Regions from separate parts of the Homo sapiens genome. Here region 2 is linked to region 1. A link is a loop called in an ENCODE intact Hi-C map of the cell type or tissue named here. Cell type or tissue: heart left ventricle. All regions are shown on one strand. Links, peaks and the distances in the headings refer to the core of each region. The heading gives the core; the rest is flanking DNA.

The links. A loop is a pair of places that touch in the nucleus more often than their neighbours do. Peaks named below come from ENCODE experiments on the same cell type or tissue, not always from the same donor. Only the 100,000 strongest peaks of a DNase experiment are listed, where the experiment ranks them.
Region 2: it touches region 1 in a loop (2.0-fold over the local background); 6 of 110 quality-filtered maps call a loop at or near these places.

Annotation. Positions count from the first base shown.
Region 1 is chrX:43,830,586-43,841,558 of GRCh38, forward strand. It overlaps MAOB (monoamine oxidase B), which reads right to left. Exons shown (of 15, transcript NM_000898.5): 3 at 8,283-8,420. Among named protein-coding and RNA genes, the nearest start is that of MAOB, 46 kb to the right of the region's middle. In heart left ventricle, for the core only: a CTCF peak has its summit at 6,023 (motif pointing right); no DNase peak of the experiment used is centred there.
Region 2 is chrX:43,876,905-43,887,877 of GRCh38, forward strand. It overlaps MAOB (monoamine oxidase B), which reads right to left and starts at 5,546. Exons shown (of 15, transcript NM_000898.5): 1 at 5,350-5,546. The coding sequence starts at 5,395. In heart left ventricle, for the core only: no CTCF peak of the experiment used is centred there; a DNase peak (open chromatin) is centred at 5,417; H3K4me3 peaks cover 1,826 bases; H3K27ac peaks cover 2,490 bases.

The sequences.
Region 1 (10,973 bases), core at 2,074-10,073:
AGGGGGAAAGTTCACAGTTCAGTGTATAAGAAGCCCATGAAAATATTTTCAGGTAAGTTTATTGGCCTGGTCCTCTTTTGAAAAGAATTTGTAAAGCTTCATCTTACCTGGTGTCTCATCATTTACATTCTTACTTGCTACTAAGAATCCCCAGAACCTATTAGAAAAGTTTGTTTCCAAAAGGAAAGTAAAGAAACTCTATCCTTCCTATCAAAATGTTCTTAGGATCTTCAGTGTATCACAGCAGCCTCGTGACAATGATGTTAATCAGTGTCTTGTTAACATCTTGTTTCTTTAAACCTCAGAATACTAAGTGGGACAGGTACAAACATCCTTCTTTTCAACAGAGATATCAAAACACAAAAGCATAAATAACGTGGCCAAGGACACACAAAAGGTCAATGATTAAGTGTGTGTGTGTGTGTGTGTGTGTGTGTGTGTGTGTGTATGTGTCAGACACTCAGAAAATTCTGCAGCACAATAATACCAGGATAAGGGCCTTTGAGGTTCTGCATTAGAACAGCTGCTTTGGGATCTAGACTGTCTGAACTCAAAGGATCTAAGCTCAGTCACTAAGCCTGGCTGGAAGCAGTTTGGTGATTGTTAATGGATATGTAACCCAGGAGACTGCTGCCTAGGCAGGTGAGAGGCACAGAGATCTGCTAGAAACACTGGGCCTAACCTCTTCTCATAGATCATGAGCTTTCCAAAGTAAAGTCTGTGTCTAATTACATTTTTAAAAATAAAAATGAGAGGAGCTCTTTATAAAATGTTTTGGCAGTACTAAAAAGTACAAAGAAGAAAGCAACGAATTACTCCATGTTGTACCATCAAGTTAAACAAAAAAAAAGCCGTAACATTTGGTGTATGACATTCCAGACCTCTTATATAAGCATCTACAAGATAGAAAAATGAATAGACGAATGGATGGATGGTTGCTATGGATGGATAAATGAACAAATGGATGACTGAGAGAGGGAGGAAGGAAACAAAAAACAAGGAAGGAAGAAAGGAAGGAGGGAGAAAAGAACAAAGAGAAAATAAAAAATATGAGAATTGAATCATATTATATCTGTTATTTTAAATGATGGAAATATACTTCAATTTGATGGAAGAAACATAAACTGAAATGAACTGAAGGAAGTGCTAAACTTCAAATAGATGTTTCACACACCCTAAGAGATATTAGTTCCTGAGGGAACTAATTAATTTATTAACTATTTATTAACTATTAATTTTGGTATAGATTGATTCATTGCTATGAAAGATTTAAGCAGCTGTTACCTCTCTTATGTGTCTTCCTTTCTCACCTTCTCTACATTCTGATTTTGTTGATTATATAATTTTTACCATATAAACATTTTTAATAACATGTACATAAATTACTATGATTGTAATTCTTCCAATTGTTTAAATCTTTATTTAGATATATTTTATGTTCAACACCAGTTTCACTAAAGCTGATCCATTCCTGAATTCTTGATTTATCACTTGGTGATATTCTGAACTAGAATGCTGCTATGACAAAATTTCCAATTGTGTGTGCCTTTGTCTTAGTGGACAGGCTGCATGTAGCCAGCAAACAGGTGCCACAAGACTGACAGGTAGAAAAAATGATAAAGCATTCGTAAAACTGTCGCCAGCTTTACTTGTTCATCAAGTACAATCATCTGGATAATCTGGAAGGCCAACCAAGTACTTACCAACCTTAAAGCTCTAAGAGAAACTGTTAGAATGTCAGTGGTTGTTAGCATTTACTTGTAATACATTTGCTTTTTTGCACACATACACAAAACGTTGACCCCTGAACAACACAGGTTTGAACTGCATAGGTTCACTTCCAAATGGATTTTTTTCTGCCTCTGCCACCCCTAAGACAGGAAGACCGACTTTTCCTCTTCCTCCTCTACTTCTGCCTACTCAATGTGAAGATGATGAGGATGAAGACCTTTATGATGATCCACCTCCTCTTAACGAATAGTAAAAACATTGTCTCTTCCTTATGATTTTCTTAATAACATTTTCTTTTCTCTAGCTTACTTTATTGTAAGAATACAGCATATAATACATTTAACACAAAATATGTGTTTACCAACATAATTAACAGCAAGCTATTAGTAGTTTTCGGGGAGTCAAGTTATATAAGAATTTCTGACTGCACAGGGGGTCAGCACTCCTGACCTCCACATTGTCCAAGAGTCAACTGTTTATGAAGTCTCGATGTACAAGTAACAGAAAACTGTTTATCCTACTTAAAAACAGACTTTTATAAAGAATAATCAGGAAGGTGAGGAGGATACAGGGCTTTGGAGGGAGCTAGTGGAATAACTGTACTCAACTGTGGAAAATCTTAAGGAAAGGAGGATCTTGAACTCGATTTTTCCAATATGTGAGAGTATAAGTTTGGCAAGAAGAAAGGCGGGCCAGGTGGGTGCTGAGGCTTAGAAAGAAATGACAAAAAGTAGTCCCCAACCAGCAGAGAGTGAGCTCTTTGCAGTGTGTTCTTGACACCCAAAAGCCTCAACTCATGCTCTGACCCCATTGCATCTTGTCATTTGCAATTAATCTCTTTAACCTTTAGGTCCTCACCTGTTAAATGGGGATAATACTTCTAATTCACAACTAAATAACTTATAGTTATTTGAGATTGAAAACACTTGGTAGTTTCTAGATGTCCATATAAGAGTAATGTTACCATTGTTATTACTTCTTGGTGGTTGCAGAGGCCAAGAGAAATGCCCAGGACATGTGATACGCAGCCTGGGAATCCACGCCTAAGCCTTTCTGCAGGCTGCTGCTCTGCAGAGGACATGGTAAGGCAGGCTAACACATTTCAGGCCATCTTGCACTTTCTGTCAATCTCTTGGTACTGCAAGTTGCCAAAGCTCTCTTTAATCTGTTACATGGTTCCCTTATTAGTCACCATCTTTTGGTGAGCTGGGCCCCCTGTCTTTGCAGCTCCTTTGGACTACTTGGCCATAACACATGATCACATAGTATAGAAGCTGTAAAATTTTGCACAAGATTTAATCTATATCGCTGTTTCCCTTAGTGAATTTCACTATCATAACTTAATTCCATACATTGTCTACCCTCCACTCCCAGCAAAATTTAAAACTAACTGTTACCCACAACCATAGTCACTGTTAAGTTTATCCAGATATGTGTGTGTATGCATAGAAAATATGTTTACTGATTGTACCATATTTTAAGTTCCAAATGGAAACCTTGGAGGCGGAAAATGAATTCATCTCATATCCTAAATGTTGTTCCAAATTCAGCCATCAAAGGCATAATTTTCAGCAAATTATTACATGCCAAAGATCTGCCTGTATTCTCTAAAGAACACAAATGAGCACTTTGGTTTCCAGAATAACAGCATAAGCTTTAGAATGATCACTAGACAAATGTGTTTCACTTACTAGAGAGAAAATTACTATTCTCCACATTTTTCCTTGAAAAAATCTTCCATAATAAGACATATTTGTTTCAAACAAATAAGAAATGAAATGCAGTGTGGGTGGAAGTGGTAGAAAAGGTTCATTAAGCCCACTTCAGAAAGGGCAAACTCACAGAGCCAGTAAACTCAACATGGTAAGTGTGAAGTTCATGTAAAATGGGCAACTGTTCCTGAATAAAAACAAGAGTTGGTCTAACCTGTTCCTGGAGACTTCTGTCTTTATGAGAGAAGCAAGTGTATTCTGGACTTTGATCCAGCCTCCCCTGGATTAATAGGATCGGGGACAGGGGTGTGAAGAAGGGAATATTGAGGACCTAGAGAAGACTGGATACTTCTGGCCTGTTGATTTCCAGGAGATGCCAAGACCTTACACAACAGGACGATTTCCATTTGCTAAATGCAATTATCATTTGCATTTTTTATGTCTCAATATTTCTACTCTAATCCTGTTGCTGTTTCTTAGTACTGAGAGGCCATTTAGACAGAGAGATTAACTGAAATGGCATCGCAGATAGATAGCTATGGTTTCCCCTCTCTGCCTTTGTGTGCATTTTGTGTATCATATTTTCAACTGGATTTCAGAGTTGTCAGCAAGACTGAGGGGTTGTGCCAAATGCCTCCTCCTCTGTGAGGCTGTTTGAGCAATAGCAGCTATGGCAGCAACAAGCAGACAATATATTTGAGAGATGAATCCTCATTCGCATGCATCTTTAGCATTGAAGGTTGACCATATGCAATGCAAAAAGGACTTTGACAATAAGCTTTGTTTCTGCCCACTGGGAAGTAGGTTAAGACCAAAAAGTCCTTTTGCTCAGCTTCTCCAGATAGCTGAAGTTTGGAAATGAACATCAGTATGAAGTTGGACTCTTAATTTTAAGTCACACTACATCTTTATAGTGGCAAAACTCTTAACAGTTCAACCTTCAGACCTAGAGCAGTTTCATGGGTGTTTTACCAGACTTTACTTTCAAATTTCAGACTGATGAAAGCTTCTGAAACAGAAAAATTTTATTTGCCTACATTGTACCAAACCTTAGAATTTTCTCCAACTTCTTCAAAGAGCCCAAAAGAACAAAGACAACCATACACGCATGCACATGTAAACACACAATGAAAGAGAAAGAAACATAAGTCAAAATATAGCAGGATTCCTTAAGAAGTTTTTGTTTTTATCTTTTTCTTTTTAATTATGAAATATTCCTTAAAAGAAAACAATTTTTTCAAGTTACTTCCAAGACATCTAAACAGCTGCCTTCTAAACTATACCAGTGGAAATTAGCATGCCTATTTGTAAAACGGATCAAAAATCTCAGTAGATGTTTAACAATAATTGTAAAGTACTAACAGCTGCATCACTGACTCCAGAAGTAAGGAAAACACCTTCTAAATTATATAGATTTGAGCTGAAGCGATCCCTTTCTCACTGATAATTAAATCCCAATATAGTTTGGTATCACATCTTTTATTTATGAAGTTGTCTTTGGAAAACCCTACTTTAACAACATATAACAGATCTACAGAGCATTAAAAATGAACGCCACTCAGTAGATACAAACATGTCTGACAGATCAGATCAAGACAGAGGCCTGTTCATCACAGCACACTAGGTGTTTAAAGATGCCTATTATGGAGCTGGCATGAACACACTTCCTCTATCAGAAGAACATTTCTATGACAACTACCACAGAACTGGTGATATTGGGAGTCATCCTCTCTTGAGGAAACACACTCTTTCATGTGGGTAGTTAGTCCACCATGAGCTACTGTGCCCTTCCCCTTTTCTGGGTAGCTCCACTTCATTCATTTCAATATCAACCAGTATATCCAAGTTCCTTAGCTTAATGTTACTAAGGTTGCACATAAAACTCTATTTCCCATTATCAGCCACATAAAAAATTTTAAAAGCAGATTCTTTGATAGCAGGATCTGACAATATGGCAAGTAGCATACTTGATACTCTCAAGATTCAGATTAAGAAATACATGCATGTTCCCTGATAAAAAAGAAACAAGGCCCAAATATACTATCTATTTACATGAACTGTAGTTTGCCCTTGGGGACAGTAGTTATTAAAATAGGTAATAGAGGGCAGTGTTCAAATTCCCAAAGTACTGCTTTCCATGACACAGGAGGCAAATTTCTCAACTACATTCTCTAGTATGTGGTAGGAGAAAGAATGTCGAAGTTCTTGTTAATAATTCCGGAAATGAATGTAGCCATCCAAGATGCTTTTTACAGGTCAAAAATGAGAAAAATGACGTATACAAAGACATGGAAGTGGAGATGGTAGAGAACAAGTACTTAGTTTGAGAAGGACTTCTTAGCTATAAGGTCTTCGTCATTATGTATTATCATGTAGCTCTTCACTGCATGTGACTGATCACGAGGAGGCCAAATTGGCACCTTTGTCAAGACTGCAGAAACCTTTTTTTTACAGCATCAGTATTTTTTCAATTTGTCTCATTAGTGATAATTAATTTGAGAGTAAGTTACTACGTAAAACATATACACATATGCATGTGCATACAATTTCTTAAAATGCACTGTTATTTCCCATTTCCTCCAGCAGAGGTCAGAAAATAGCAATACAGGAATACGAAAATCTACGAACCAAGAGAGTATTTTAGAGTGATCTTCTCAAGATAGTATTATAAAGGGTTTGTTAATTGTTCTAGTTTATCTATATTTTCTAATCATATTTTTACAATAAACATGCTTTACTTTTGTCATAATTAAAAAGCAGTAAGACTTATTTTAAATATAAAGAGCATTATTGGCATATGTATTTACCCTGTATTAAGTAAGGACTACTGCTTAACTACTTGTATTTTCCTAACTGCACATAGAGTAATGGAAATAGTGAAAAAGCAGCACATTTGGCCATCACTGTGAAATATCATTTAAGTGTAACATCATTCCTGTAATTGATGACTCAGCAATTTCTCTCAGACAAGGGACTTAATGTCAGGAAAAAACAAAGCATCCTGGACATAGCTCTGAGCTGACAATAATCTCTGCACACACAAAGACAGGCAAGTGAATATAATCTCTGGTCATTTCCTTTGTCTGGAGAAATTTAAAGATCCTAGTGTTCTGAAAAGTCAATCTCTGCAAGCCTTACAGGTAGAATAAGACATAAGAAATCGGTCAAGAAAATCTACATTTAAAAAAACAAAGAACCCAACAAAGGGTGTTAAGAACTGTTGATTGATGTTCAACAAATCACATTATCACCATGGTAGATTTTCATTTCTAATTCATGTGTCTCTTTTTCTCCTAGACACATAGGGAAGGAAGGTGGAAAGGCTTATAAAATAAAATTTGGTATTTTTAGTAGAGACGGGGTTTCGCCATGATGGCCAGGCTGGTCTGGAACTCCTGACCTCAGGTGATCCGCCCGCCTCAGCCTCCCAAAGTGCAGGGATTACAGGCGTGAGCCACTGTGCCCGGCCAATATAAAATAAAATTTGAAGGTCAACCAAAACATTTATTTATAAATTAAGGAAAACTTTTACCCACATTATACCAAATTAAGTAACTGCTTAGTTCCCATTTTATTAAATGTTTCATGATTTATGGTCAGTTATTTGTTTCGATATTATCACTCACAAATAATATGAGGATGTCAAAATTGTTATATAAATCAAAATTGACCGTTGCTAGTTTCTTCTGTCTTCTAAGGGGATGTTTTCTACCAGTGAGGAATAAGTTCCTGTGCTGCTTACTTCCACCCACAGGAGCAAGTGAAGATGAGAGAGGAAAGACTGAAATTGAAAACCTCCGCCAGTTCTTCCATGGGACTCCTGGATGGGGCCCAGATTAGGTGACTGTCTGATTGTCAGAGAACATGAGTGACTTTGTGGACCAAGATGAGGATGCTGGAAAAACAGAGGAGCAGGGAGATGTGAAGAGAGTCTGAGGACCAGCAGCATGGTGGGAGACTGGAATCTGCAGAGAAATGTGACCAGTGAGAAATCCTCAGGGGATGCTTTGATCTAAGAGGTTATTAGAATGAATGTCCAACATTCAGTTCTAATCTGTTTGTATTTCTGCAAATTTAAGAGCCTTCCCCCGCCCACCAAACCCAAGCAAACTTCAGTGACGTTTGCTTTTCACATATGCTTGTGGCGGTCTGAGAAAAATCAGGACAAAGAGGTGAGTGTGAACCCAGGTTGGCATAAGCAAAGAGAAGAAAAGAGTCACAGGCCGTGAGATGTGAATGAACATAGGTATCATGGAAGCCAGAACTATGAGCCACAAATGATCACAGGAATGAGAAACTCAGTAAATTCACAGAAATCTTGGGGAGAACAATGAAGCTTCCTTGCAAAAGACGGGATCTGGGACTTGAACCACTTTGATGTCAATCTCCAAAGAAGAATAACTTTAGCTGATATATAGGCCACAATGATAAAATGTAAGAATATTCCATTAGGCATATTGCAAATACTCTTTACAATGTGCAGTCTAGGGCAGCATTTTAAAAACTTTGCACAGGTTTTTATATAACATAAAAGACTTCCCGGTATTTAAATAGATATTTAATAAATAAAGCACAAATGTTTTTTCTTTATGGGTTTTGTTAAACATTTTACCACATGGAAGATACCACTTCATCAATAACCTTCCTAAATAGGTAGAATTCCCACCTAATTCACCTTTGATAACAGTGAATGAATCTCAGAGTGGCTGAAATACCATTATAAAATACATTTGCATCATCCAGAGATATAGAAGATTCTCTGAGAGAATGATCTGGAATTTGTGTAAGGAAACATCATAGAGAAGTTTTCAAATCCTTCAAAGTCTGGCCTGATCTTACCTTTACATGGTGGATCAGACGCTCAACCTCATTCACTTTGTAGGTCTCCAATCCTAGCTCCTTGGCTAATCTCAAGATACGATTCTGGGTTGGTCCAACATAGGATCCTCCAAGGTCCACATATTTAACCTTTTGGTTCTGTTTTCCCATAGGAAAAAATTAAAAAAAATTTGTAAAAAATGTATAAAATAACAAAAGACAGTCCTGAAATAAGCAAATCGACATTTCACAAGTTATAGATACAGCTTAAGGGTATATCCACGAAAAACTAGATTTTGTTATCAACTCTACTTCATTCACATGACTTAGTTATTAAATCAATCTTTAAAGCAAAATTGATTGAACTCTGAATAGGCAAGAGCTTCTAAACCTCATCATTTACAATATACCATAACATGGCTTGGTTTTTAGTGCTTTGAATTTGTGAGCTGTGAATTATTGACGAATCTCTTTACTCAGTACTTCAGGTGAATGTTGAGGAGCCTAATGCTAGAGAAAAAGCAAGAAAGAAAACGATCACTTCTTATGTGATTTGTTAATCCAGACATTTGAAAATAGCACTAGGGAATATTTGGTCATAATTTGGACTTTGAAATTGCTTTTATGTTTAATAGTATATTTACGTAGTTTTGAATTGGTTTCATTTCCAATGACTGAGGGGCGAACTTTGAACAAAAAATTAGTAGAAAAGTTTCCTATTTCTGAGTATGTCTAAGAAAAACCAGGTTCCTACCAGTTAGAAACACTAGAAATGGTCCTTCTCTTCTGTTTTTGTTTATTTGCGTATTTTTTGTCTAGCTTTCCACTCACTTACCCTTCAAAAATGCAATTTTCACAAGGCATCTTTGTTTTACTCACTAAAGTATTCCAAACTCCTATAGCAGTTGTCCAATAAATTTTCTCAAATAAATGAAAGAAGGATGTTTTTAAAAATTCAGCACCTAATTGTACTAAACCAGCTTCTTTACGTAAAAGGCACTCTTATATGCTGTATTTTTCAAGGAATATGAAGATTTCAAGAACTGGGAGAGATAAGATGTACACAGGCAAAACCTTGTAAAGCAACATATAATAATTGTCCTTGTGTGGAACAGGTAAGTGGTATTAACACAGAAGAAAGGCAAGTAGCTTTTGATTGGAGTAGGAAGGGATGAGATCCTGGAAGTATGTGAAGATTTTGCCATACGACAAAGGTAAAAAGAGATATTTGAGGAACACATAATGGCAAAAACAATGGCCAGTAGACAACAAGGGTTAGATCAAGTTTGAAGGCTTGTGTGAAATCACAAATAACTAGGTCAGGCGGTGTATGTCACAGTCAATAACAGATAAGGCTTTCAGGCTTCTCTGAGTCTCTGGCTCTCAAGACTGGTAAGGTACCCTCTTATGCCTCCTATGGCACCACTCCAAGCTGTCACCCACCCTCACTGTAGCATTTTCCTTGATAAGCTATAATTAGGCAATTACAACAGTCATTGTCCCCCTGAGAGACTGTAAAGTCTGTGGAGCAAGGCCATTTTGGGGGGATTACTGTGCCTGATTCATAGTAGGTACTCAGTAGATATTTGCTGAGGACAAATTCAATTATAAAGGAGATGACTCAAAGTAAAGAATGAGTACAGAGGGCTGGCAAGATGGTCGAATAGGAACAGCTCCAGTCTGCAGTTCCCAGTGAGATCAACACAGAAGGCAGGTGATTTCTGCGTTTCCAACTGAGGTACCCAGTTCATCTCACTGGGACTGGTTAGACTGTGAGTGCAGCCCATAGAGGATGAGCCTAAGCAGGGTGGGGTGTCGCCTTACCTGGGAAGTGCAAGGGGTTAGGGAACTCCCTTCCCTAGCCAAGGGAAGCTGTGAGGGACTGTGCCATGAGGAACAGTGCATTCTGGCCCAGATACTTTGCTTTTCTCATGGTCTTCACAACCCGCAGACCAGGAGATTCCCTCGGTCCTATGCCACCAGGGCCCTGGGTTTCAAGCACAAAACTGGGCGGCCATTTGGGCAGACACCGAGCTAGCTGCAGGAGTTTTTTTTTTTTTTTTTTCATATCCAAGTGGTGCCTGGAACACCAGTGGGACAGAACCGTTCACTCCCCTGGAAAGGGGGCTGAAGCCAGGGAGCCAAGTGATCTAGCTCAGCAGATCCCACCCCTGCACATGTATCCCAGAACTTAAAGTATAATTTAAAAAAAAGAATGAGTACAAAATGTCAGATATATATCATTGATGAATCCTTCCAAAAGAAGAGCTGTGAGTCAGAATTTTATATGTCTTATCTCTCTGGAAATGAAAATACTCTGTAGCTTCTATATCTATTATTCAGATCTTGAATGTATGGAAGTAGGGCATTTCCTTGCAGAGAAACTTGCTTTGCTTGACTCTGTGTTTAAATAGAAAATCATTAATTTTAGGCAACAGTGTCAGAATTGAAACAATTAACCAGCAATTAAAATAAGGGTATTTATAAATTGGTAAATAATTCTTTTAAAAAAATAAAAGCTGAAGCAAAAACAAGAAGGAAAATTAGGCAGGTAAAAGTTTAGTTTATGTGAATAAATAAAAACACATCCATGTTCATGGATTGGGAGAATTAATAATGTAAAATGTCCATACTACCCAAAGTGATCCATAGATTCAGTGCAATCCCCATCAAAATGCCAATGTTATTTTTCACAGAAACAGAAAAAACAAT
Region 2 (10,973 bases), core at 1,781-9,780, 46 kb after region 1:
AAGTTTGACAGTGAGGAAGCTGGCACACTGGCACTTCAGACCACTAGTTGCTAGTGGACATTTTGTCAGCCTGATGAACAATAATCATCAATATCTATTGTGTGCCTGCCAAATGCCAAGCCACATTCCAAGCACTCTACATGTATTTTCTCCTTTAATTCTCTCAGCCACTTTGTGAAATAGATACCATTATTATCCCCATTTCCAAATGAGAAAAGTAAGGCATGGGAAGGTTAACTAACTATTTTGCCCAAGGTGGCACAGCTAGTTAGTGGTGGAACCAGGGTAGACACCATGCTCTTAACCCCTATGCTCCACCACTGCCCCTGAATGTATGGCAGGGAGCCTAGACCTCAATACCCAGTCAGAGGAGAAGAAAATTGTGACCATTGTCAATGCCAAGCCAAGCCTTAAACCTGCCCTGGTGACTTCTGAGGACACATGGGGGCCTAGAAATTGTGACTCTAGTGGCAACTGGCTCTACTCACACAGCCCACCAACCGGCCCCAACACTGTGTCCCAGGGGTGTTAGAATCAAGCAGAAAGAACAAGGCTTTGTCATTCTTAACCTTCACAGAGCTTTTGTCATTCTAATCAAGCTCCTAACACCTTGTACAGCATGTAGATAACGCTTGATATGCTACCTTTTTATCATTTATTATTAAATAATATTATTAAATAAATAATATCATTTGTTATTAATGCATTTATCTTCTATTGTAGTTAAGACAGGAATCAAATGGCTGAAATGAAGACCAGATCAGAATTGGAATAATAGCCAGGTTGAGGTGAGGCTGAAGTACAGATCTAAGACTTCCAGAATTTCTCCTGAAGCGGAACCCAGTGGGTCTCAGAGCCCAAAGTGAGCCTGAGTTCCTCAGGCCCCTTGCGGGGGGATAAAGGAATTGGCTGAGCCAGGATGAGGCTGAAGTCAGGCGAGTCTCTCCTGATGCCCACATGTATACATGGCGTCCTGTTGCCACCTTATCTATGCTGCACATCCAGAAAAATTATTGGTTGGTGAAAAGAAGTGATTACATAGAAATGCCTGTTTTTGCTCCCTTAGATTGAAAAACTCTACAGGACAAACAAGGATATATTTCCAAAAAGGTAGAGTAAGGCACCTATAAGCCAAAGCCGAAGTGATCACTGTTTATGGTCCTACATGTGCATTCTTTCCAATCCTTGAAACAAGCCGGCCAGGAAGGCATTATGAGTCTCATTTTAAAGATGAGGCAGCTGAAATACAGGGAGGTTATGTACCTTTTAAGGTTCCACATAGGTAAGCATAAGAAATGAGATTCATAACTAGTGTGTTTGACACTAAGCCTATTCTCCCCCTCCCAGTCTTTTTTTATAGGCAGTCTTTGTCTGTGGCCCACGCTGGAGTATAATGGCATGATCATAGCTCACTGCAGCCTCGAGCTCCTGGACTCAAGTGATCCTCCCACTTCAGCCTCCAGAGTAGCTGGGACTACAGGTGCACTCCTCTATACCCAGCCTTTGTGTGTGTGTGTGTGTGTGTGTGTGTGTGTGTGTGTGGAGACCATGTCTCATTACGTTGCCAGGGCTGGTCTCAAACTCCTGGGCTCAAGCAATCCTCCCGTCTCAACCTTCCAAGATAAATCGTATGTTCTTTTAATATTGCTGTATTACCTCTGTGTATTCTTTCCTTGACTAGGATATACAAATTTTCAGGCATATCTATATAATTATTATTTTTTAGGACATTCAAGTGGGTTACAGGAGCCCAGGGAAGTTCTCCATTTTTCTTCACCAAAGGTGAGAAAGAGGCTTTGCCATTAACATATGGGCCACATCTGCCCACCACACACCTCAACTCATAACCCCTTGTGAGCCATCTCTGACATTCCCTGCCAAAGCCAGTACCACTAGCCTGCAGCCAGGCTTGCTCTCCCTGCCACAAAGATCACCTGCCAGGTGTTGGTTACAATTTGGAAGTCTGGTTCCAACACTTCCAGGGATCTCAAACAAGTGCCTGCCACCCTCAAATGACCAAATCTCCTCTCCTAAGTCTGGCCAAAACTTTCTTGTTTCTGCTTCAAGTTGCCTTTTTTAGTTTTTATTTTGGGGATTGAACAAGAACTATTCCAGAATTGCAAAAGATAGTTTCCATGGTTCCACCCACCCAAACACTAAAACTGAGAGACGCGGGACAGATGCAACGTGCTGCTGTCCAGTTCCATGTGGGAGATGTCATTGCTCTGCCAAGTCTCTGGAGATGATCTGCCCCTTGGGTAAAAGAGATTTCAGTGCATACTCATTTATACACCATACACATTTCTAAAAAGTTAGTCTACAACTATCTTGGAACTTTTAAAACATCAAAAAAGAAAGTTATGTATTAACCAGCTATCCTCCCAGTATGTCTCTGTTTATCCCAAAGGGAGTGATTAAAATTTGCTGACAGCTTTAAAAATTATCAGGGAATTGCCAGAATGTCCCAAGTTTAATAATTAACAAAGCTTAGAACGCAGAGTCAAATCCAGAGACTTTTAAACATAAATCATTGTGTTGGTCACCTACTAATTCGAAAATTCTACACACTACACTCTTGATTTTGGCCATTTCATCTACTAAAACCTCTATCGTACACATTTGTAACCCCAATTTCATTCCAACTGCTAGATTTCTCTCCCTGGGTGTCCTCCCAGAACCTCCAACTCTAGACGTCCTATCTTTTCCCAAAACCTTCTCTCCCTCTTCTTCATATCCCTCTTTTTGCTAATATCACCATCAGATGTGACACACGCCATTTGATGCATGGCACTCTGAATAAAAAATCATCAGTGCTATTCATTGATCACAGAAAGAGCTAAACCTTTCTGATATACAAGCCTCCCCATAATTCATCCCAACTGACTTTTCTAGCTTTCTCTCCCACCAGACCCCTCTGGCAACTCTCCGCAATGAAGTTCTTAAGTTATCCTACACGTTAGCATGTTCTTTCACATATTTGTGGTTTTATACAAGCTGCTCTTTAGTTTAAAAATGCTTTCTTCATCTAGTCCCCTGGTGAATTCATATTCATTCCTGAAGACATAGTTCAGATGTCACCAACTCTGTGAGTTCTTAGATTTTCTCAGACAGAGTTTGATGTTCTCTCCAATCACCTTCCCTAGAATTTTTTATATGCACTATTAAAGCACCTATCATATGCCAAAGAGTAGTAATTATTCTTGACTGTCTTCCACATCAGCTTGTGAGGGCCCCAGGAACAATGGCCCTGTATAAATCATCTTTTATTTCTTTTGGGACAAAATGTGGAACAGGAAGTAAATGTTCATTGAATGAATGAATAATGAATCAATGAATGGACCCCTCCCATGGCACGCACCACCTTCTACCTTGTATTGTCTGAGTATCCCATCACCCTTCTTGAATTGACAAGTCTTCCGGGGCAAGAACAACATGATCCATTTTTGAATCCCCTACACAGCCTCCCTCAATTCCTATTGTCTGAATAAATGGGTAAAACTCTTGAGGGGCTTGTGCCATATTTCAGACTCTGCAAAGCTATTTTACTCACATTGTTTCACTTGCCCTGTAATCCAGCAGTGACTAACTGGTGTTATCCCCATGTAGCAGATGAAGCAATTGAGTAAGACTGGGCCTTGGAAGGCTGCTTTCTTGGTTCTTAGAACAATGCCTATTCCGTGGAATGTTCTTGAGAAAAGTCAGATCTACTCATCAGTACCTTGTTTTGATCAGAGTTCGGGAGGATGAATGCAGAGGTTTCACCACTGCTTGCAAAAATAGTTAAACCCTTATCTACCTTTTCCAGATGAGTCTAACATGAGTAATGTGATTGAACCTGAAGGTGTGGAGTATGAATCAGAAAGGGACAAATCATGAAGGGAAAATAGAAAAATCTGAATCCATTGGGCATACTTTAGTGAGAAAATGACTTCGGGGGCCTGAAAAGAGAAACTTCAGCTTCTGTAAGATGGGGTGCTATGCAAGGCAGCATCAAGAGGCACTTAGTAATATTTTCTAAAACACCTAAGTAGGTATGCTTTTAAGTCCAACTTCCTCTAGGAGAGAAGATGTCAAAAATACTGAAAGAAAACTGAATTTATACACAGCCTTGGCCAACCTCAGCATGTTGTGATTACGCATCTATGTACCTGCAACACCAGGCACAGGGCCTGGCATGGGCGAGCTCACCAGAGCCTGCTAGACAGATGTGGTAGCCTGAGATCCCACCCAAAGGGGAGAAAGGCTGGAGCAGAGGCAGGAGGACTGGACCATGGTCAGCACCAAACATCCAATGCCTTGGTTTTTTCTCCAGCCACAGGAGAGTCAGAACAACTCTGTCCTGCCCTCCTGGCAGGGAGCAAGGCCAACCTCTACTTCCCAAAGGCCACTTGAGAACTCCTTAAGGCAAGTCTTAGACAATGCATCCACGGGTCTGGAGGTGTCCTAATTACTGCTCAAGTACTAGGCAGCGTTAGGAGGTGGGCCAAAGCATGCCCAGGGGGCCATTAAACAGGCTGTGCTGAGAGCATCATTGATTCCCATTGACCCTATCCCATAGGATCTGCCTGATCCTCCACAGAGGGTAAGTTCCACCACTACCCCCATCCCTTCTTCTGGCTTCTATTTTTCGGTGCCCTTGGTATGTACACAGCCCCGTGTGGCTGAGGGGGTAGTGTCTGTCCCCATCCTTGCCAAATATGGGCTAGGCCAGAGAGCAAAGCTGCAGCTTGGCCACCCTGCGCTAGGAGTGGGGTGGGGTGGAGTGGGGGTGCGAGAGGCATAAGAGGAAAACAGGCATTTGCCAAAAAGACACTGCAGCCTCAAGTTAGATCCGTGACAATCACAGAACCTCAAAGAATCAGGAGGGCCTGGAAAGTCTTTGGCAATCGATTGGCCAGGCTCCAACCTCTTCTGTTCAAGGTCGTTTTCCTGACGCCAGGACAACAATACGATGTGGTGCATGCTTGCTCTAAGCGAGGGTGCGGAGTGTCCAGGTCAAGTTGGAGCAAATGACTGACCTTTGTGCCACCTCCCCACCCCTTTTCCCTGGCTTCGAAAATTCCAGCAAGCGAAGGCCTAGCAGCCTTCTGGGGGAGAAGTTCAAAGTCTGGCCCCAGAGCTGCAACAGGCTTCCAGCCTCTGGCCTCTGCGTCCGGGAACGCACCCAAAATTGCCCCCAAAGGAGGGTTCAGTGCACGGCGCTCTGGACCCACTAGAGCCCTGCCCGTGCGTGGACAGTCTGGGGACTCCAGGGTCAGCCCCTGCCCCACGGCCGCCCCCCGCGTCTCCCCCAGGCAGCCACCTGTCCGAGCGCGTGAAGAGGAAGGAGGGCGCACAGCCGCGACTAACCTGAGATGCCGCCCCCCACCACGACCACGTCGCATTTGTTGCTCATGGCGCTCGCCCCGTTCCAGGCCTCCCTGGTGCCCGCTGCTCCGTTTTCTGGGCCTCGATCCCAGTCCTGCCTGCCAGCCAGCCCGCCCGCCTGCCCGCCGGCCTGCTGCGCGCTGCCCCCGTGCACCAGCGCCTCGGCGAGCCGCTATATTACCAGCCCCGGGAGCCCGGACGCGCAGCCCCGCCCGCCCGCCTACGCGCAGGCAGGCCGGGTGCAGCGCAGGGCCACCGCCCCCGCCCGCAGCTCTGCAGCCCAGGCCCGGGGAGGGCGGGTGCCTGGGCGGAGAGGTCACCTAGGACTTCAAAGAGTCCCGCCCCAGAATCCCCACTCCTCAGCCTTCTGCACGGTATTTTCCCATCAGCCTCCCTAGTGCACTATCAGGCTTGGCGGCTGGGAGGACGGCAAATTGGGGTGTCTTCCTTCAGGGCCCCAATTACTCCTTGGGTGTAGGGCAAATAATAAGAAACTTCCATTGAGTGATTTCAAGGTACCAGGCACTGTGCTCAGTACTTTATGCATGATTCCTGTTCAAGCTTACAACAATCCATTTTGCAGATGAGGAAAACAAAACATGGTGAGTGACAACATAAGATAAAAAGTCAGAAAGAAAAAAAAAGAAAAGAAAAGAAAAGAAAAGCTAGGAAGATTCCAAGACCCACTTTGATTCACCACACAGTACTACCATTTCTTGGCATTCCCAGCCCACCTCACCCTCCTTCCAAATACCCACTTCTTTCCCCACTCCCCCTACGTGATTAAGTCAGGAAGGCTCCTCCCTAGCATCACAAATGCCGCACCTTAAATACACTCTTAAGCAATGCAGTGTGTCCTTGGTGGAAGCTGTTGAGGCTAGACCCCAGGAGACTAGTGGCAGCAGGGAAGAGGTGGTGGATCGGCATTGTGGGATTCAGAGCCCCCAGAAGCAGCAAGCCAAGTTACCTGTGTGACCCTGGAACGTGGGTATGAGGAGCCTGGTTTAGCCAAACACAGGGATGATTCAACAAGATTATAGGAGTTTAAGCTAAGGTGACTCCAGGGAAAACAGAAGTTTATGTCTTCTGGACAGTAGGAAAGCCACCTCTGAGAACTAAAAGTGGGAAGCAGCAACATAGAATGGCTTTTCAAGAAATAAACAGGTGAAGTGCTTCTGTTCAGGCCTGAGAGGGGCTGGCTTCAGATCTGGGGAATTTGATGAGAACCTGAAGCAAACCTCTGCCTCATCCCACACCATTCCCTGTATCTACCTGCTAGAAAGGTATCCTGAGCTTCTGCTGTCCTCAGACCAGAAGACAATTTGGGCACTTCTGTGACTGAGTCACAGGTGACAGGAAAAGTCTTTGTCCACCTCTGACTTCCATCTGTCCTGCTTTGGTATAAAACAGTCAGACCCTGTGCCTGAACCCCGATCCCTACCTCATGTCCCCACTGCAGAGAATGAAGCTACCTCACCCTGCAGACAGTTTGTGCTGACCTCCTCCTTGCCATCCCCTATCTGGTCCACTTCTGTTCACAGGTCCCTGAAGCTGTGGGCTTCTTGGCTGTGGATACTCTTGTCTCCCCACCTAGCCTGCAAGTGAATTACGTGCCAGGTGAGGTAGGATGAATGGAGAGGATCTGCTACGGTTTGAATGTGTCCCCCAAAGTTCACGTGTTGGAAATTCAATCCTCAATGCAACAATGTTGGGGCATGTTTAGGTTCCAAGGGCTCCATCCTCATGAATGGATTAATGCCACTATAAAAAGGGCCTGAGACAGCAAATTTGACCTCTTGCTCCTTCTAACCCTCATTGCCCTTCTGCCATGGGATGACATATTGGGAAGGCCTTTGCCAGATGCCAACATCTCATCTTGGAATTTGCAGACTCTAGAACCATGATACAATAAATTTCTCTTCAATGTAAATTACCCCCCTTAGGTATTCTGTACTAGCAGCACAAAATGGACTAACACGAGATCCTTGTGGGATCTTCTTGGAATCTCTTTTGCTTAGTTCCAACAGTGCAAGTCAGCCAGGAGCCTGGGGATCTAAGACTTTGAATAAAAGGCAGACTGATAAACCCTTCTCTATGTCCAACTGGCAATGAGGGCAGGAGAGGATCCACACGGTTCCATGGTATCTGGAGAAAATTCATTAGCAAACAGCATTTTCCCCAAACAAAGGTAATCAGTTACCTTGTGCTCCATGAGGTATATTTTTAAAAGGGATGGGGGTGGGGATTGAATTAGAACCTAGGACTTGGTCATAGGAAAAACAGCAGCCACCTGTTGTCCCCACATACAGGCAATCATCTGGATCCATTCAGGACCCTCAGTCTCTTAGGTGGGATGATTTCTGAGGTCTGTCTTCTCCATCTGCATTGTGTGGCCAAATGAAAAGCAGGACTTTTCAAACTTGAACGTGCATACAAATCACCCAGATTTTGGGTGGGGTCTGAGAAGACACATTTCTAACAAGCTCCAGGTGATGTCAGTGCTGCTGGTCCATGGACCACACACTTTGATCACATTGTCTATTCCAGGCCTCTGCCTCCCCATCATTTTGAGAACCAGTTCCATGCTCTAGAGCCCCTTACCTATTCCAAGGTGCTCTTTGTAAGAAAGTGTCCATTCATTATACCAGCATTTATTAAACACCTGCTATGCTGAGCCCTGGGAAAGAGATGAAAAGGATGGAGTCTGTCCCTGCCTTCATGGGGCTCATGCTCTGTCAGGGAAGACATACAGGAAGAGTGATCACAAGCATAATTCTGAATATTGCCCTGGAACATAAAGCAGAGCTAGATAACCCAGCCCAGGCAACCACAGAGGACCTCCAGGAGGAAATGACATTTCTACTGGGGCTTGGAGGATGAATAGGAGTTAATTAGCTACTGAGGAAGATGAGCACTCCAGGCAGGCTGATCAGCAAGTGCTAAATTGAGAGGCAAGCCTGAGGCTGGAATAATGGAAGAAACATACACAGGCTAAGGTAGAAAGAACATCTTTGGCTACCTTTATGACTTATCACAAATACCACAAAATTAATAGTGAAGAATACGATGATAACAGTAGACGATTAACAATAAATACAATGATAGGAATCATCACTTATTTTTGTGTATGTTTCTGTCTTCCCCTCCCAACTAGATAATCAATTCCTGCTGGAAGGGATAATACATTATCTTTTATTCATCCATTCAAGAATAATTTATTTAGCAACAACTGTGTGTCAGACATTGTGCTCATCATTAGGTATATGCCATTATAAACAAGAAGCAATGTGAATTCTGGGAAAACTAAATATGGAAACAGACCATTACAATAAACCTAATTCACGTTCCAATGGAGCAGTACTCAACAGCTCTAACCAAAAGGCGCAGAGGAGTGCAGTTTGCCCCTAGCAGTGTTTGTGTGCCTTTTCAACTTGATGAAATCTATGTCCCTTTCATCAATTAAAATGAACTTACTTTCCTTTCATTTTTTTATTAGAAGATTCCCAAAGAGATAAAATGTTCTTATTACTTCTTTCTTACTGTCCAGCTTTTCATTAACGGATATTTCAGCGAATGTCTCATGATGCCACAGGCGGTTTCAATAAAGAAGTAGGCTGTGCAGAACAGAGTTAACCAGATATTATCTAAGTTGTACATTTCGCTTTTTTTTTTAATGCAGGAAGCTTGACAGGGGATAGAAGATTTGTTTTAAAATTAGATTCTTCAGAGCTTTCCATTTTTTCCCCAATGACTCTGTTAATCTTTTTAAAAACATATAGAGGGATAAAGTGATGAAAGGGTCAGCCGTTACAGCCAGGATAGCTTTTTAATAATGTTGAATTGGAAGTGTTATAGGGCTCCTGGTTCTGCCCAGTGCAGTGTTCATCATCAGCTTGGATCCTAATCTGAAAGCATCCAAATCTTTCCCTTGAGGTCAATGAGAAGGTGGTAGGGGACCCTTCAATGGGGCAAGACCTTGCTTTTGGACCCAAGGACTTGTTTAGGGGGGATCACACATCCTCAGGCAACACAGAAGTTGGAGGAGCCCAGCTTCAATCCAAGTCAAGGCCTTTCACAGGAAAATGGGCTACAGAATCTAGGCCCACCTCAAAAGTCCACAGGCTGGTTTAAGATGCCAAAGGAAAGACCTACCCCAGAGCCAGGGATTGGTCAGGTATTTGATCAAAGTAAAGTTGGCAAGGAACAAGTCAAATGACAGGTGGGCATTCACAACTCACCTCAATAGACCGACAGCCATGTGAAGGTGCTGACCTGGCTTATAGAGACAAGATTGAGACAGAAAGAAAAATAACTTTTACTTTCCAAAGAACCAGAATATGGCCTTTTTCCTTATGGTTCCATTGTCATAGTATGAGCAGGACAGGAAACATAGGGGCACATTACAGAGGGGTTGGCCCCAGAACATACAAAGTCAGGCAGAGACACGAAGTCACAGGTCTTCGGAAAGATAGAGGTCATCCCCAAACATGCTGTAGAGCATGTTGAAGAAAAACAAGACCTTATTTGCATTATAAGTGCTAAGCAATCTGCACCCAAAGTGAATTTTTTTTAACAATGAGTGATGTCAAGACTAAGAATATTTCTACAACTTGGCAGGGTATGGTGGCTTATGCCTGTAATCCTAGCACTTTGGGAGGCTGATGTGGGCAGATTGCTGGAGCTCAGGAGTTTGAGACAAGCCTGGGCAATATAGTGAGACCTCATCTCTAAAAGAAAATAATAACTTAAAAAATAAAAAAGAATACTTCATAACTCATACATGGGGCCTTAAACAAGGAATGATGTATCAGAACAGATGACATGAAAAGAACTGTATGGCACACAGAGGAAGGTCAAATAGCAAAAATTCTGATCAAGAAGAAGTGAAAATCAGAACAAACATTTCTTAAGAACATTGGGTCAAGGATTTTCACCAATTCTTTTAGTAAAAAGGAAATTAAAAATAAATATTAGGGGCCGAATACTAATTATTGGTTGTTGAACAGAGTTATTTTGAATGAATTTTTCTTCTTTATATAATTCTAACTTCATAGTGTAAGCTCACTGATGCAGAATCAATTATTTGGTTACATTTATGTAGCCTTGAGTTAAATAATCTCTCCATGTTTTGTTATAAAATAGATATTTATGTCATGTAGACTCCTGATGATGATTGCAATCAAGCGTCTGGTAACTATGGGTAATCAGATAAGAAAAGTAGCTCTTCTTATAGATGGCTACTGTAGTAAGACATATTCCTGGCTGGGAGAGTTATTCGTTACAAAATGATGCTCATAGCTTGGACTTGTGTTAACTTGAACTCTTCTAAGTAATAGAAAGCCAATTTTTATGAATGGTTGAAACAAAGTATTTGTTTGTATGGGAGAGAGCAAATTAGAGACACTACAGGAAGTTAAAGCCTATGGTTGAGGGTAATGTGTCTACTCCCACAGAACTGAGGATTCTATGCTCACAAATCAACCAAAATCCAAGAGACTGTGTCACAGCCTGGAATACCTGGGAAACGAACGGGAGGTATTCTTATATCTGAAAGTCTGTATCCTTTGACCAACATCTCATTTTCCCATCCCCAAGCTTCTGGCAGT